4 separate regions of the Mus musculus genome follow, and regions 2, 3 and 4 are each linked to region 1. A link is a contact called in ENCODE POLR2A ChIA-PET data. All regions are on one chromosome and are shown on one strand. Each heading gives the region's core, a stretch centred on a gene start or an enhancer-like site at or near the end of the contact. The rest is flanking DNA. Distances are from core to core; before and after follow the strand shown. Region 1 holds the start of Trpm7 (transient receptor potential cation channel, subfamily M, member 7). Region 2 holds the start of Blvra (biliverdin reductase A). Region 3 holds the start of Gabpb1 (GA repeat binding protein, beta 1). Region 4 holds the start of Usp8 (ubiquitin specific peptidase 8).

Region 1 (2,700 bases), core at 27-2,526:
AGATGATTTATAAGCACCACAAAACTTGTAAGAGAAAGAGTGAGTGGCTGGATTAGTTTGTTGAAGAGGCTTGGCTCAGTGAACTGTGGGTCATATTGCTTGGGAGATAATAACTATGCAGCATGGAAGAAGCTAAACCAAACCAAGGTACGTGCACATTGTAGGAAACTTCAGCTAGTCCATCCACAGTCCATCTATAGACACAGAGCAGGCTAGTGCAGTTGGCTCGCCCTATACCTAGGTTCTAGGTTGACTCAACCAACCAAAGAAGGAAAATAATTGGAAATAAAATTATACTGAACATTTTATTAATCTAAAGAAATACACATTTGTATTTTGTTAGGTTTTGCATCTATTGATTTAATGTATACTTAAAGATGTATATCTAAGGCAGGAGGATTACAGTAAATTTGAGATTAGCCAGAGTTAAAAGAGGAAAGATAGAGGCAGAACAGCCCTTCAGGCAGAGGAGCCTTTAAAATTGTAAGAAAAAATGTCTCTAGGTCTCTGTAGGGAATTGGTTCCAAGACTCTCCATACCCATAATATACATACAGAAAGATGATGTGCCAAAAGCAGGTTTGGTTTTGTGTTTTTAAGATGGTGTCATTCTAATCCTCGATAGCCTGGAATTTACTGCAGTCCTCTTGCCTTAGCCTTCGGAGTGCTGGGATTACAGGCATGTGCCACTACTCCTGATCTAAAAAAAAACAAAAAACAAAAAACTTTCAGGATGGCAAAAGCCGGCAATCCCAGCAGTGTGGGGTTAAAGGCAGAATCCATAGTTCAAGGTCATTTTAGGCCAGGCGCCTGGGCTACAAAGGAACTCAAATAACACTAAATGTCTGAAATTCCAGTTCTGGAGGATCTAGCACGGTCTTCTGAGGACACTGCACACATATGGTACACAGACATACATGAGGCAAAACACACATACACCTAAAATAAGTCACTAATAATAGCAGTGTTGATAAAAAAAAAAAAACGGATTGCACCCTTGATGGGAAAGGATAACGTGCGGGAAGAGATCGCTAATAACCAACGTAGACAGATGCGATAGCAAAAGAAACAGACAAGCGTGCGCGGCCGGGAGCTAAGTTTTGGCGAAGCCGGGGAATCTGGTCATTAAAGCGGAACAAGTTCTCGTGGACAGAGGCAGGGGAAGCCGAAGCCAGCAACACCAGGGAAAGCAGCAGCTCGGCGTTTCCCGGCCGGCGGAGCTTAGGGGCAGGCCGCAGTAAGCGCGCCCTTCACGTGACACGCCCTCCGCGCGACGCACTCGACGGCCCCGTCACGTGGCTGCCGCGGCCCCGTCTCCGGCGGAGGCGGGCGCGGGCGCGTCCCTGTGGCCAGTCACCCGGCGGAGCTGGTCGCACAATTATGAAAGACTCGACTTCTGCTGCTAGCGCTGGAGCTGAGTTAGTTCTGAGAAGGTTTCCCGGGGCTGTCCTTGTTCGGTGGCCCGTGCCACCGCCTCCGGAGACGCTTTCCGATAGATGGCTGCAGGCCGCGGAGGTGGAGGAGGAGCCGCTGCCCTTCCGGAGTCCGCCCCGTGAGGAGAATGGTACGGAGCCGGGCCTGGCGCGGGCGGGCCTCGCGGGAGCCTGGGCGGCGCTCCGGGGAGCTCCGTGACCCTCCGGGCGCCACCGCTCGCAGCGGAGCCGTCACGGAAAGGGAGGGAGGGCTGGGGTGGTGTGGCAAGGAGAAGGGCGCGGGTTCCGAGCTGTGACTTGGTGGCTGTGCCGCAGACGCTCTACAGGTACATTTTCTACTATTATTTTGTTTAATAGAACGGGAGCGATTTTGACGGTGTAGACTGCGATGTGGTTCGGGGTTTTGTTTAGCAGGCGACAGGGAAGGGACAATTCCTGGGAGGCTGAGACCGTGCGTTGCCAGGTCTGCGTCGAACTACCTCATCTGTTGTCCCAGACAGTTTGAAGCCAATGTGCAGACTGGAGGGAGTCGGTGTGTTGCAGCGTTGGCTAGAGCTTTTGTTGTTAAGGCCAGGAACCGGATTTGGAGAGTTCTTACAAAGAAAGCCATTTAGATCTAGGATCTGAGCAGGAAAGGCATTCCTGCTCAGTAGTTTAACTTGATAGGCTTTATGCAAACTGGTGTTTCTTTGCCGAAGTCAGACAGGTTTAGTTTTCTGCCTTTTCTTTATTTTTGAGACAAGGTCTCGCTTGTGACCCTGGCTGGCTTGGAACTCACTGTGTAGACAGACCAGGTTGGCCTTAAACTCAGAGATCCGCTTACCTCTACCTCCCAAGATTAAAGACGTGCGCCACCATGTCGGGCTAGGGCTAGGTTTAGAAGTGTCTTACTTATAAAGTACATGTGAATAAATACTGCATTTCTCACTTTCGTTTGTAAAGTTATTGAAGACTACTTTTTTTTTTAAAGATTTATTTATTTATTATATGTAAGTACACTGCAGCTAGCTGTTTTAAGACACTCCAGAAGAGGGAGTCAGATCTTGTTAGGGATGGTTGTGAGCCACCATGTGGTTGCTGGGATTTGAACTCGGGACTTTCAGAAAAAAACAGTCAGTGCTCTTAACCGCCGAGCCATCTCTCCAGCCGCTGAAGACTCCTTTTATTTGAGACTGGATTACACACAGCCTAGGCTGGCCTCAAATCCTGAGTCTATCATTGAGTTCCTTATCCTCTTGCGTCCATCTCCTGAGCTCTGGAATCACAGG
Region 2 (2,700 bases), core at 201-2,700, 190 kb before region 1:
GTGGCCTAGGCTGACCTCACACTCTCAGCAACTCTTCTGCCTCAACCTTGATTTATAACAAAACCTATGAAGTAAAACATAATAGCTATACAGATGTATATAATTTATATACATCAAAATAGCAACAATACTTGTCTCTGAGTACTAAGTTTCAGCAAAATTTGTTCCTTAGTTCTAAAAGTTCAAGTATAGTTAGCCACACATATTTCTCAGTTTTCTAGCCATCAAGAAGGCCCTTGACAATACTTTGTCTACCACGTGGCTTCAATATGTGCTACTCTGCAATGCAGAATGGAAGAAAGGGATCTGAATATTTATTAATACAACCTATTACAATAAAAATGAACTCTAGTTCAGTAAGAACTCAAATTATTCAGTAAGAACAATTTAAGAAATTCTTGGAAGTAATATAGAAACTTCATTAATTATGGGGGGAACTTTCCAGTGCTATAGTGTTTGCTTTGTGCATTGTGAGTGCTAATATTTATAAAATCTTAGGTTGAACATTCTGTGGCCTTACATAGCTATAGCTATCCTACCGAGCAAGCATGCTCTTTATCCCCACTTGTACAAATGAGGACACTGATACACCAAGAGGTTAGCTAGTATACCCCAAACCCATAACAGCTGTAAGATGCAAAACTGGAATTATGTAATGTTAAATAGAAAAATATCTGGATCCAAAACTGCACATAATGGGTTTCTCTGTATAGCCCTGGCTGTCCTGGAACTCACTCTGTAGATCAGCTTGGCCTTAACTCAGAGATCTGCCTGCCTCTGCCTCCCAAGTGCTAAAGACTAAAGGTGTGCGCCACCACCGCTGGCCTTTTAATTTCTGTTTTTAGTAGGACCTAAACTCAGCCTTATCTCTGAGTTCTTCAGATAAGCAAGCGACTTAAAATTCAACCCTCACAGGGTCTTCCAACACTCTTTCTTTCAGTTTTCAAAGAATAAAGTACAGCTAGGAGAGATTATAAAAGACACACCTGGCGCAAACTCTCAACCTCCAGAGTTCAAAGTCATCATTCTGGATATGACACTGTCAAACCGGGGGTAGGGGTGGGGGTGGGGGGCTCAGTCCCCCAGTCAGTGCACGATACACCTACCAGCCTCATCTAGGTAAGGCCGGAAACCATCAGCACTTTTAAACGAGATGGAGATTTAATTTCTTTACCATCTTTACTCGGGAATGCCGCTTCCTGAGAGGAGGCCCCCCCCCCCCCCGGTCCGGCCTGCGAAGGGCTCCGCAAAGAGAAGCTGGCGGCCAGGGCGCTCCGGGGTCCCGAAAGGATGGCGGGCACGCGGCCCCTATCGGCCTTGGCCTCCCGTCTCAGGGTCGTGCGCTCAGCCCCGCGCCCCTCCCGGCCAGAGCTCACCTTACCAGCGGCTCACGAGCTTCCGCTTCAGCGCGCCCAAATTGCAGCGTCCCAGCAGCTACAGACAGAGCGCTGCTAGGATTCGATTGGCTGTCCAGATGGTAGGCGGAGCCTTGACCGAGCAATTCCCGTGAGTCCCGCGGCCCATGCTGCTGAATGGGGAAAATTACGAGCTGCTGTGTTTTTGCACTTGTTTGGTGTGGTGTCGCTACTTTGTCAGCTCCCTTCGCGCCAAATGCAACTAGGGCTTTTTTTTTTTCCTGGGTATATTCGGGACCTTGTTTAGTTTTGCGGCTCAAACATAATTGATCTGACACAAAAACTTGTTCCTGTAAGGAGCGAGGATTCCAGAAAACCAGTGTTTGTAATTCCCTGTCTTCAGGGCTAGGAAACAGCATTTTCCCAGGAACAGCCTGGTCTCACCCTGGGAATGGCGAAAGAGTAGACGCACTGAGGGGAGAATCAGAGTGCTGTGCGAGGAAAGTGTACCAAGGGTAAGGGAGAAGAGGGAGGCATCTGAAGGACGCTTTGACCTGTAGGGCTGGAGTCTGTTCCAAGTCCACTGACATTTACCCTTTTTTATCCCTTGACAAAACTGATGAAACTAACAGGGTTGGTGGCGACGAAAAATCATCTTTGTTTCTCGTGAGATAAATGTCCTCACTCCAGACAAGGCATGGAGCACAATTACAAGCCTAACTTGGAGTCAGACCACTTCTTAACGTTTCCATCATCTGCCATCTGAGAAGTCAGAACTGACCCCTTCCTGATCACCCTGTAATCTTCCACCCATACAGCAGCCAGAGTGACCTTAAACATAATAGCAATTAGTTGGGTATGGTAGTGCATACCCTGTGGGCTGGGCAGCTCACGTCTTCCGTGAGTGACCAGGGGCTGGAGAAATAGCTCAGTGGTTAAGAGCTCTTGTTGTGCTGTAGAACCTGCAGAGCACCTGGGTTCAATTTCCTGCACTCACACGGCAGCTCACAACCATTTGTTCTTTAACTCTAGTTCCAGGGGAACCGATGGCTCTTCTGACCTCTGCTAGCACCAAGCACCTATGTATGAATAAGCCATATTTTTAAAAGTTAAAAACTAATAAGATAGTGAGGAAGAAACCTGATGTTGATCTCTGGCCTCTGAAACATGAACATTTACATGATTATATGTACAGCCACACAAACATGTGCATATAACACACATGCAAAAACAAACATACAGACTGAGCAAGTTGTATTTATATATTTAGAAACCTATCTATATACTGATTAAATAATTTTCATCTACTTAAATTATAAAGAACATACAGACCCCAAAAAGCACA
Region 3 (2,700 bases), core at 150-2,649, 200 kb after region 1:
GAGTGAATTCCAGAGCAGTCAGAGCTTCACAAAGCGAGACCCTATCTCAAAACCAACCAACCAACCAAACCTAACCAAAAACCCCTGAAATAAAATATTAAATAAAAAGAAAAAACATGAACTATGCTCTCCCCATTCTGTTTACTTTGCTATGTCTTACACTGGCTACAAACTTTCACTATATAAATAAGAAAGGCAGCCGGGCGTGGTGGCCTTTAATCCCAGCACTCGGGAGGCAGAGGCAGGCAGATTTCTGAGTTCGAGGCCAGCCTGGTCTACAAAGTGAGTTCCAGGACAGCCAGGGGCTATACAGAGAAACCCGGTCTCGAAAAACCAAAAAATAAGGGCAAGTGTCCTTATCTGAGGACAGACACACACAAACACAAATGAAGTCTGTAAACAATTTGGATCTCATTTAAGCCATTTTGCTCCTAGGTTATTCTCGGTTGTCTCCGATATTCTCATTCCTAGATACCTGACGCCAAAAGTTCCACGGGTAGTGGACTTTTCGGTGAAATATATCAAAGTGGAACTTTGAAAATCGCATGTGAAGTAAATTTATAAGGCTTTTCCTTCACAAATCATCATCTCCCAATCAACTCTTGGTTCATTGAAAGTAAAATACGTCACTAGGCATGGTGGTACGCGCCTTTAATCCCAACAATTGAGAGGCAGAGGCAGGCGGATTCTTTTGAGTTTGAGGCCACCCTGGTCTACAAAGCCAGTTCCAGGTCAGGCAGGGCTGTTACAGAGAAACCTTGCCTCGAAAACAAATCAACAAAAATCCTGACAATACAGACAGGAGAAAAGCGTCACTATTACAACATTAAAAAAAAAAAAAGCCACAGAAACATCCACGTCACACACGACCAGTTTACACCAGGTGAAGAGGACAGGCATCCTTTGTTCCCGCACAGGCCCCACAACCAGCGATTCCGGGTACCTTCCAGGACCACGGTAAGTTAAATCTTAGGTACCCGGCTGCCCTTCCGCCTGCCGGGAATCTGCTAGAACACCCCATAGTCAAGTCCAAGCTCCAAGCGTCCCGAAATGCCGGCACTTTCCGTGTCACGCCGGGGGAGAACTTAGCACACGCACCCCTAACTCCCACACATCCCGCCCCGCGACGCGGCGCGGAACACCCAGCCGCGCACAGGGCCACCGCAGCGCTCACCCCGCTGCCGCGCAGGCGCCGGGCGAGCCGGGACTTGCGGTCGCCCCGCGGATCATTCCGCCGCAGCCTTTGTGTGGCCGAACGCTAGAAATGGCTTATTTCCTTTCTCCCCGTTTAAAGTCAGAAGCAGACCCTCTCATCCCTTTCTCCCGCCGGAACGGGGCTGGGGGAGGGCGGCGGCAGGCTCGCTCCCGGGGCCAGTGGGGCGGAAACGGGCGCGGGTTGGCGAGGCCGCCGCAGGCATGCTGGGAGCTCGGCCGCCGTGTCCCTCCGCGCCGACGGGGACTTTTCGGTGGGGATTTTGGGCGCCGAGCAGACGCGGCATTTTCGGAAAATAGCGCCCTGTGCAGCGAAGCGCTCTGTGTGTGGCGGGGCCGCGTCTGCCCTGACGGCTCCGAGGCGCCGCGGTCCCCGCACCTCCTCCCGCTGCTCCCCCGCCGCCGCTCCCGAAGCTTTTCCAGGTCAGTGCGGGTCTGTGTAGGGCCCTGTTACCACCGGATGTGGAAGTTGATCTCTTCGCTGGTAAAAAATAATTCCACTTCCCCCGGAACCCAGATCATCCCCGCGATTTCCTGTTTATTGCATTAAGGCGCCGGGTTTCCGGGGCTCCTGGCCCCGCTTGTTTGGCGGGGGTCGGCGGGGTCGGCCTGGGTGTCCGTGCTGCCGCCGCCGCCGCCGCCGCGCTTTGTCCGCCCGGCGCTTGGCTTCTGGGAGGGGCGGCAGACATGGTGGCGGCCGCCGCCCCCTCCTCGGTCAGGCGCCGCGGCCTCCTGCGGGCCCCACGGGTCGGGTCTGCGGTGGGGTCGCCATGGCCGTGGGGGTCCGGGCCGGCGGGGCAGGCGGCGGGAGAGGCGGCGCTGTCCCCGCCCGCTCCTTTGTCTCGGCGGCCTGAGGGCCTGGCCTGGCCGGGCCGACGACAAGCGGGAGGGAAGGCCGGGCCGCGCTGCCCCGCTGGGCCCCGCGGAGCCCGGGGCGCTCGGGTTTCGGCCCGAACAGCCGGGTCGGGGCAGGGTAGACGGGCCAGTCCGGAAGGGACGGAGCCTGCCATTCTCAGTGGCCGAGACTTTTGCCCCGGAGACTTCGCCACCGGAACCCACGCGAGCGCGGGTGCGGAAAGAAGCCGCGAGTTTCGTCGGTCATGTCTTGCCTGGGCACAGATCGGTGTTGAGTGTGCTGTTGTGAACCTCTCCCACGGCGTTGAAGCCGCGGGCTTAGCCTTGAAGTGTGCATCTCCAAAATGAGAGCGAAGGAAAGCGGGCCTACCTGCTGGCTTTTTTTCCCTTGAAGCTTTTGCTTTAAGCCCATTTCCACTGTGTCTAGCAGACACATTTGCTTTAAAGCAGGGAGCGAGACCACAGTACTTCTGAAAGAGAGCTTCATAACGTGGGAGTAATTTTTAAGAGTTCTTTCTGCAGACACTGTGGTTTGTTGTCTATTCAGGCAAGTTACTTTCTGAAATGTAATTTTTATCTGGGGGTAAAAAAGAACGGTGGTGTGCTTTTTCTAGGGAAGTAGTGGCCTTCCCA
Region 4 (2,700 bases), core at 135-2,634, 170 kb after region 1:
ATCCAACATGATTGACTTTCACCAGGGAGTCTTAAACAGAAAGAGTGAAATACTAAAAAAAAAGCAGATATCTTTAAAACAGAAACAAAAACCAAAAACTACCACCACCAACAATACACCGAGCCTGGCAGTGGTGGGCAGCACTCGGGAGGCAAAGGCAGGCAGAACTTTGAGATCAAGGGCAATCGTGGTTTAGAGTGAGTTCCATAATAGCTATGGCTGCACAGACAAACTGTCTCGAGAAAAAAAAGAAAGAAAGTAAGAAAAAAAGAAAGAGAATAAAGCCACCAAAACCAAAAAATAACACATGGAATTTTTAATGAAGTAGGATAATATACACAACTAAGAATACTCTAAGATTTAAAAAGAATACCCTTGCCAGGAGTGGTGCTTGATGCAGTTTTATCCATCTCTGGAGCCAAGGGAGGAAGGTTTCAGTGAGTTTGAGACAAGTCCTGTTTACATAGTAAGACCTTGTGGGTGGTGGCGGGGAACAACCAAGAATTACACCCTTTAGCTAGGCATCGTTTTGATCCGAAACCCTAGAGCTTTTTAATAAATATGAAACTCCTTAGATTCTGCAACACCTCTGTGAGTCACGTAAATATTTCTTGAATGACTGACTCAAGGTCATAGGCAGAAAGCAAGAACAAAACATAGGAACAGGGTCTGCAGCTTTGTGGGTAAAGGAATATCATTGTGATTTGGGGTTGACAACTCTCTCGGTACATCAGATGTGAAGGGAACTTGTCAGTGCCACAAGTCTACAAACGAAGAAACATTTTTAAGAAAAGAAAATGCCCTCTTTGAAGAAGTTTTAAGTGTGGTGAGTTTACTTAACTCAATTTTTGTACTTCACTGAAAACATGCGTGACCCGGGTAAAGGGGAATAGGGAAAACATGACAAATGGTCGTATTAAGGCCTGGGGTTGTAGGTAGCACAAAATGAGAAAAAAGGAAGCAAAAGGAAGGAGTCCAAAGTTGGGTCTAGTGTCCAACAGAAAGGAGAACTGGTCAAGGCCACCCTCTGAGACCGGCAAACTACATCAAACTCGCTGGGCACCGTAGGAGGGGGACGGGAGCGACCAAGAGTCGGGCCCTCCCTGGACCAGCCAGTTGTCTGGGGTTGTCCCACCCCTCCGCGGACAGGGCTCGTCTCCCGGATGACCAGCAGCTGGAGGACGCCTTCCCCAGGAACCGGGGCCGGAGCCAGGCCGCACTCACCGCAGCGCCCGCGCTCCGCTAACACCGGCCTCCTCGCCTGACGCCCATCGCCCACCACCAGAAGGAGAACGAGCCTTCGCTCTCAGACGCACGGCAGCGCAGCTCATCCCCTCTTCCCGATTCGCATTGCGTGGCGACGGGTCGCGTCTCGAAACGTCACGGCGAGGGCGGAGCTTCCAGTGAACCCTGTAACTCCGCCTTTCTGTCCCGTAGGGAGGGACATCAGGGCGGCCCTCTCCGGAAGGGTGAGCGCCGAACCGGCCTGAGCATGCGTCGGAAGGACAGTTTGAGCTGGTGCGGGACGGAAGCGCGCGTGCTGCGCTTCCGGTGTCCTCGCGCGTCTCTTTTCCGGGTGGAAGTCAGTTCAGATTGTGTCACATTGTGACTTGGAGCTGTCCACGGAGGAATCGAGGATATTTTGGCGCCTCTCAATAGTGCATTTTTCCCGTCAGATCGGACATTAGGGGGAAAATACGGGGAGAGGATTGATACCTTCTAAAACTTGGGAATAAACATTCTCCAAAGCCAAGCCTCTGGTTAAAGAACAGACGTGTTTGGAAAACACATTGCACAAACACCGTCAACATTTCCAAAAGGACCAGTCTTACAAAGCTGGGGTTTGAACTCTTTGGAGAGTTGTCTTGTGGAGAAAAGATGGGCTACTCGTGGACATAAAAATTGCTTAAGAGTGGAGTTGTTTTCCCTGGTCACTAAATCCGTTGGGACAGTCCAACTTTTTAATGCATGTCAAATCTAAAAGCACAGCTCTACTAAGTATATAAAATGAAAATACTTAGCAGATAGGCTGCCATTAAACGTTAAAGAGTAGTAAGCATCCAGTCTACCAACCTTTAAAATAAACCTTAGTTTCGTTTCCATTACAATTAGCTACATGCAAAGGTATTCTTGTGCTGGGCGGTGGTGGCACACGCCTTTAGTCCCAGCACTTGGGAGGCAGAGACAGACGGATTTCTGAGTTCGAGGCCAGCCTGGTCTACAGAGTGAGTTCCAGGACAGCCAGGGCTACACAGAGAAACCCTGTCTCGAAAAACCAAACCAACCAAACAAACAAAATCTTGCATTTCTCCTTTAAAAAATCAACACTAAATTATATACTATTTGTTCTCCCTAGACAAGTAAAGACTGGTGTGATTTGATACCGTGCAATGCTGGGAACTACTGGATAAAAGCCTCAAATGTTTTTTTTTTCCCCCTCATAATTAAGGAAGAAATTGTTTTTTTGAGGATGGATTATTTTAGGAAAATGTTTTTTCTCTGCTCAGCTTTGTGGAATTGAGTAAGGAAAGAAAAACTTAGAGCTGAATGTGAGAATAAGTATAAAACACATGGAGAACATTTTGGGGTGCTCTGACAATTGGAAGGAGGTAGGACTGAAAGGAAGAGAGACATCATTGGAGTGTATCAGTGAAAATTTTCTCTGAGCCCAACAAGATGCGTGAAGTCCTTACCAGGTAA

The links. ChIA-PET counts read pairs that join two places held with the same protein, here RNA polymerase II (POLR2A).
Region 2: POLR2A ChIA-PET joins it to region 1 with 16 read pairs in embryonic stem cell. The contact joins the promoter of Blvra here to the promoter of Trpm7 in region 1. POLR2A ChIA-PET finds 5 or more read pairs at or near these places in 2 of 5 experiments (Patski and embryonic stem cell).
Region 3: POLR2A ChIA-PET joins it to region 1 with 11 read pairs in embryonic stem cell. The contact joins the promoter of Gabpb1 here to the promoter of Trpm7 in region 1. POLR2A ChIA-PET finds 5 or more read pairs at or near these places in 3 of 5 experiments (Patski and embryonic stem cell).
Region 4: POLR2A ChIA-PET joins it to region 1 with 35 read pairs in embryonic stem cell. The contact joins the promoter of Usp8 here to the promoter of Trpm7 in region 1. POLR2A ChIA-PET finds 5 or more read pairs at or near these places in 4 of 5 experiments (Patski and embryonic stem cell).

What each region holds. Positions count from the first base shown.
Region 1 is chr2:126,874,837-126,877,536 of GRCm38, reverse strand. It overlaps Trpm7 (transient receptor potential cation channel, subfamily M, member 7), which reads left to right and starts at 1,276. Exons shown (of 39, transcript NM_021450.2): 1 at 1,276-1,563. The coding sequence starts at 1,561.
Region 2 is chr2:127,069,407-127,072,106 of GRCm38, reverse strand. Blvra (biliverdin reductase A) reads right to left here and starts at 1,450. Exons shown (of 8, transcript NM_026678.4): 1 at 1,377-1,450. Ap4e1 (adaptor-related protein complex AP-4, epsilon 1) reads right to left here. Exons shown (of 21, transcript NM_175550.3): 21 at 2,293-2,700.
Region 3 is chr2:126,674,291-126,676,990 of GRCm38, reverse strand. It overlaps Gabpb1 (GA repeat binding protein, beta 1), which reads left to right and starts at 1,399. Exons shown (of 9, transcript NM_001271468.1): 1 at 1,399-1,635. A630026N12Rik (RIKEN cDNA A630026N12 gene) reads left to right here and starts at 1,704. Exons shown (of 1, transcript NR_166192.1): 1 at 1,704-2,700.
Region 4 is chr2:126,706,012-126,708,711 of GRCm38, reverse strand. Usp8 (ubiquitin specific peptidase 8) reads right to left here and starts at 1,384. Exons shown (of 19, transcript NM_019729.3): 1 at 1,225-1,384.